Linked DNA regions of Homo sapiens: region 1 is linked to region 2. Evidence: chromatin loops called from intact Hi-C (ENCODE). Cell type or tissue: HCT116. All regions are shown on one strand. Links, peaks and the distances in the headings refer to the core of each region. The heading gives the core; the rest is flanking DNA. Region 1 overlaps DRC3 (dynein regulatory complex subunit 3). Region 2 overlaps TOM1L2 (target of myb1 like 2 membrane trafficking protein).

What was found. Hi-C counts contacts between places; a loop is a spot of excess contacts. Peaks named below come from ENCODE experiments on the same cell type or tissue, not always from the same donor. Only the 100,000 strongest peaks of a DNase experiment are listed, where the experiment ranks them.
Region 1: it touches region 2 in a loop (4-fold over the local background); 3 of 110 quality-filtered maps call a loop at or near these places.

Annotation. Positions count from the first base shown.
Region 1 is chr17:17,989,817-17,992,725 of GRCh38, forward strand. The region is part of intron 5 of DRC3 (dynein regulatory complex subunit 3); the gene reads left to right. Among named protein-coding and RNA genes, the nearest start is that of DRC3, 18 kb to the left of the region's middle. In HCT116, for the core only: no CTCF peak of the experiment used is centred there; a DNase peak (open chromatin) is centred at 1,335; H3K4me3 peaks cover 521 bases; H3K27ac peaks cover 1,387 bases.
Region 2 is chr17:17,921,989-17,924,897 of GRCh38, forward strand. All of the region lies in intron 1 of TOM1L2 (target of myb1 like 2 membrane trafficking protein), which reads right to left. Among named protein-coding and RNA genes, the nearest start is that of TOM1L2, 49 kb to the right of the region's middle. RefSeq lists enhancers at 1-488, 489-1,022, 1,023-1,555. In HCT116, for the core only: a CTCF peak has its summit at 1,103; a DNase peak (open chromatin) is centred at 1,033; H3K4me3 peaks cover 1,508 bases; H3K27ac peaks cover 2,244 bases.

The DNA of each region.
Region 1 (2,909 bases), core at 182-2,681, 68 kb after region 2:
TTGGCTTCAGAGATATCTCTGAGGCAGAAAGTGAGTAATGAGATAGGACGCTGCCAGCTAAGGTCTCTCATGGCTACAGCTGAAGCCGGAGGTAAGCTGAGCCCCTGCGGCAAACAACAAGGGCATTTAGTGGCGTGATAATTGGCACTGCAAGGAAGGGGTGCTTATCAGCAGAGCTTCAAGGACGTGAGTTCCTTCTGCCTCTGGGCTCTGCCATCCTCAGCATCTCCCCAGAGCTTGATTCTCTTAATGGTTGCAGTCAAGGACACGGGCTTCCTTGTCTGCATCTAGCAGGATGGAGAGAGCAAGAACTCTCCTTCCGACAGTGGCCCTTTAGTCTGATCAAGCCCCCTCAGGGTCTACACTGACCCTCAGCCTAACATCATGGCTGGGTGACGGCCAGGCTGGGCTTACATGAACAGCCTGGGGTGGGAAGCACCGAGTTGTCACTAGCAGTTCCGTTGGGTCAAGCCACAGAGGTGGTGGAGTCTCAGAAGTTTGCCCTGCATGCCAGACAGGCAGCATCCAAACCCATGCATGGTCTTGCATGAATCAGCCCCTGACCTTGTCTCTACTCCCATCTCAACTTCTTCCCAGCCCTCTCCCCGCATTCTGCAGCCACCCTGGCCTTTGCTCAGTGCCTGGCATGTGCCAAGTTCTTTGCTGCCTGGGGCCCTTGCCTGTGCTGTCTTGGCTTCCAGGAATGTGCTCTCCTCTGCTCTTCTGCGGCTGGCTCCCTCAGGTCTCAGATTAAATGTCACCTCCCCAGAGAGACCTCTGAATCTCCTAACTGAAAGAGGCCTCCCTGTTATTTTCTCTCAGGGTGCCATCTTGATGTTCCTTACAGCACTTAACTCAAAGCATAATGGTTTTATTTACTTTTTAAAACATTTGGCCGGGCCCGGTGGTTCACACCTGTAATCCCAGCACTTTGGGAGGCCAAGGTGGGCGACTCACTTGAGGTCAGGAATTCGAGATAAGCTTGGCCAACATGGCGAAACCCGTCTCTACTAAAAATATAAAAATGAGCCGGGTGTGGTGGCGGGTGCCTGTAATCCCAGCTACTCCAGAGGCTGAGACAGAAGAATCGCTTGAACCTGGGAGGTGGAGGTTGCAGTGAGCCGAGATCGCGCCACTGCACTTCAGCCTGGGTGACAAGAGCAAAACTCCATCTAAAAAAAATAATAATAAATTAAAAAGAAAACATTTTTCCCCCACTCCTAAAATATGTGCTCTTGCCATAAGGGCAGGGACCCCACAGGCCTTGTTCCCCACTGTATCTTCATAATTTAGCACATGCCGGAGGCCTGCTAGGTGACTAATAGTGTTTGCTGCTAGGTGACTAATAGTGTTTGCTGCTAGGTGACTAATAAATGACTGAAAGAAATTCACTCAGAAAAGCATGCTAGATTTTTTTTTCTATCTTTTGCATAGTACAGTGTCTAGATGCTATCCAATGAAGTATTGCTTTTTTTTTTTTTTTTTTTTTTTTGAGAAGGAGTCTCGCCCTGTCACCCAGGCTGTAGTGCAGTGGTGCAATCTCGGCTCACTGCAACCTCCGCCTCTTGGGTTCAAGCGATTCTCCTGCCTCAGCCTCCCAAGTAGCTGGGACTATAGGCGCCTGCCACCATGCCCGGCTAATTTTTTTTTTTTGTATTTTTAGTAGAGACGGGGTTTCACCATGTTAGCCAGGATGGTCTCCATCTCCTGACCTCAAGATCCACCTGCCTCAGCCTCCCATAGTGTTGGGATTACAGGCGTGAGCCTTGTACCCGGCCAAAGTATTGCTTTTTTAAAATACTTTTTTGCCAGTACTTTTAATGGCAAAAACCACAGTTACTTTTGCACCAATCTAATATTAACTACCTGGTTAACATTTTCCTCATTTTACTAAAAATAGAGTGTAGGGAGAATAAATAAAGTTACTGGAATGTTCCCCTAGCTGTTATCCAGGGAATCCAAGGTTAGCCATAAGTTGGGTCCCATTTAATTTAAGATATTTGTACCTTCCATGGGGCTTTACAATCTACAAAGGCATGCCTGGCCAGGTGCAGTGGCTCACGCCTGTAATCCCAGCACTTTGGGAGGCTGAGGTGGGAGGATTTATTGTGACCAGGAGCTCGAGACCAGCCTGGTCAACACAGCAAGACCCCATCCCTACTTAAAAACAAAATAGGGCCGGGCGCGGTGGCTCACGCCTGTAATTCCAACCCTTTGGGAGGCCAAGGCTGGTGGATCGCTTGAGCCTAGGAGTTTGAGACCAGCCTGGGCAACATGGCAAAATCCCATCTCTACTACAAACACAAAAATTAGCCAGGTGTGGTGGTGCAGGCCTGTAATCCCAGCTACTCGGGAGGCTGAGGCACGAGAATCACTTGAACCCGGGAGGCAGAGGTTGCAGTGAGCCAAGATCGCACCTCTGCACTCCAGCCTGGGCAACAGAGCAAGACTCCATCTCAAAAAATAAAATTAAGTTAAATTTAAAAGATTTTTAAAAAATAAATAGAAGGGTATGCCTATGCTGGTAACAGCAACTAAAACGCCCATTACCGAATAGGTGTCAGGCACTCTTCCAGTGCTTTTTATAGCTTATTTCACTTGGTCTTTATAACACCTGTAACACACATGATATCCTTATACCCGTTTAACAGATGTGGACGTTGAAGCTCACAGATGTTGGGTAACTTGTTCAAGGTCTCACCACATGGTTCAGCAGACCTGAACCATGGTCTGCTGGTTCTTTGAAAAGCCCATTTCTGACAGAAGGTCTCGGTACTGCTTCCCAGCCTGGAACACCCCCACGCCTGCACACTGCCTGTCACCCCACCCCAGTGCTGATGGTGCTGTGGCCAGGCTGACTCTGAAAGAGTACTGAGGAGGGAGGTGCAGCTGTGTTTTCAACTCTGTGG
Region 2 (2,909 bases), core at 122-2,621:
CCCAGAGATGTGAATGCCACTCCTTGGGAAGGATTATCCAAAGACTTCCCAGCTCAATTTAAAAACTTCAACTGTGAGGCCTCTCCCTGCCAGACTGGGATGGAAAGAAGTAAGATGGAGCCCCTACACTGAAAGCACTCCCCAGGAAAGACCTGCAGCCAGCCATCCAGGACACAGGGCACAGACCTGAGGCTGAACAGGGGAGCAGAGGGGACTGTGAAAGCTAAGAAATGGGCCTGGTACAAGGAAAGAGCAGGAATTTGAAGAGAGAGGAACATCATAGGCTATGCAAACAGCCTCCCAGGGCCAGGGCCTCGGTGAAGGGGAGCGGTGAGAGGAGGCCAGCTCTGGAGTGTCCTTTCATTTTCTCTAAGGAGTCTGGGCTTTCCACAGGAGGCAACATGGGGCTTTTCAACAGGAGTGACAAGAATATTTATGTCTGAGACAGATCGCTCTGGTAACAGCATGGGGGCTGTAGTGGAGTGGAGAGACTGCAGGCAGGAAGCAGGGGGCAGGTTATCACAACTGCTCAGTGAGAAAAGGAGACAGGACAGCATGTTGGTCAAGGTCATGGCTTTGAATCTGGGGACTGGGGGTCAGTCTTGGCTCTCTCTGACCTAGGACACATTTCTCACGCTCTCTGAATTTCATCCATAAAACGGGCAAAACAATTGTACCTCCTCACAGGGTGTGGTTAAGATCAAATAAGTTAGTGATATAAGACACGAAACAGGGAACCTGGAACATAGTGAGGGCGCAATAAATATGAACCACAATTCTTAACTTGTGTATTCTGTGGACTGCATCTCAGGAAAGACGGAATTCCAGCGGGGAAGCAGAAGGGGAGGGTGACTGTCTCCAATGCTTTTATTGCAGCCTCCAGGTGGAATAGTGAAGTGGCCACCTTAACTGCCTCCTGGAGTGTGAGCAGAGAGGACCAGGACAAGGCTGCAATCTGTTGGCCAGGCACCAACTAGCCTGTGAGGCCAACCAGGGACCGCAGGCATCACCAGGAACAAGGCTATAAAAAGGCCTCAAAGAGTGATTACAAAATTCCACACCAGGAGAAAGACTCCCAGAAGTTTCCCAGGGCTCATACCTGCTGTGCTCATTAAAGCCACAGTGTTGGCTGGGCGCAGTGGCTCACGCCTGTAATCCCAGCACTTTGGAAGGCCAAGGCAGGCGGATCGCCTGAGATCAAGAGTTCAAGACCAGCCTGGCCAACTTGATGAAATCCTGGTCTCTACTAAACATACAAAAAAATTAGCCAGGCGTGGTGGTGGGTGCCTGTAATCCCAGCTATTTGGGAGGCTGAGGCAGGAGAATCACTTGAACCCGGGAGGTGGAGGTTGCAGTGAGCCGAGATCGCGCCACTGCATTCCAGTCTGGGCGACAAGAGTGAAACTCCATCTCAAACAACAACAACAAAACAACAACAACAACAACAACAACAAACACCCATGGTAAAACTTCAACACTTGTATTAACATGTATTTTTAAGCCTGGGCAACATAGGGAGACCCTGTCTCTACAAAAAAAAATTTTTTTTTAATTAGCTGGGCGCAGTGGTGAGCATCTGTAGTTTCACCTACTCCAGAGCCTGAGGCAGGAGGATCACTTGAGGCTAGGAGGTCAAGGCTACAGTGAGTCGTGATCGCACCACTGCACTCCAGCCTGGGCAAGAGGGTGAGACCCCATCTCAAAAGAAAAAAGTTAAAATTGTAGATTTTATGTTATACACATCTTTAAAATGGTAAAAAAGATACTTGGGAGGCAAGAGGATCACTTAAGCCCAGGAACTGGAGGCTGGGAGACACTCCAGTCTGAGAGACAGAGCAAGAACTTGTGTCTAAAAAAGAAAAAAAAAGGCCGGGCGCGGTGGCTGTCGCCTGTAATCTCAGCACTTTGGGAGGTCGAGGTGGGCAGATCATAAGGTCAGGAGTTTGAGACCAGCCTGGCCAACATGGTGAAACCCCGTCTCCACTAAAAAAATACAAAAATTAGCCAGGCATGGTGGTATGCACCTGTAATCCCAGCTACTCGGGAGGCTGAGGCAGGAGAATTACTTGAACCCAGGAGCAGAGGTTGCAGTGAGCCGAGATCGCGCCACTGCACTCCAGAATGGGCAACAGAGCAAGACTCTGTCTCAAACAAAAACAAAAACAAAGGTAAAAATGACTACATATTGTATGATTCCATTTATATAAAATGTCCAGAATAGGCAAATCTATAGAGACAGAAAATAGATTAGTGATTGCCTGGGGTTGGAAGGGCTGGGGGAAATGGGGAGTGATTGCTAATGGGTACGGAATGATGAAAATGTTCTAAAACTGATTGTGGTAATGGCTGAACAACGCTGTGAATACAATGTTTTTTAAAAAAAACTCTGTGACTATACTAAAAACCACTGACTTGTACATTGTAAATGGGTGAATTGTATGGCATATGAATTATATCTCAATAAAGCTGTTGAAAAATGGGAGAAAAGCTACTAGGAATGTGTTCAATGTAGTATTATTTAAAATCCTTAGCTGGGTGCAGTGGCTCAAGCAGGAGGATCACTTAAGCCCAGGAGTTTGAGACCAGCCTGAGCAACATAAACCTTGCCTCTACAAAAAATACAAAATTAGCCAGGCATGGTGGTACATGCCTGTAGTCCCCAGCTACTCAAGAGGCTGAGATAGGAGTATTGCTTCAGCACGGAAGACTGAGGCTGCAGCGAACCGTGATCACATCACTGCACTCCAGCCTGAGGGACAGAGTGAGACCCTGCCTCAAAAATAAAATAAAATTCTTAAAACTTCTCAAATATAAAATAAAAAAGTGATGATTAAATATAGTATATTGATTCCACTGAATATTATATAGCTATTGATATAGTTTGGATATTTGTCCCCACCCAAATCTTA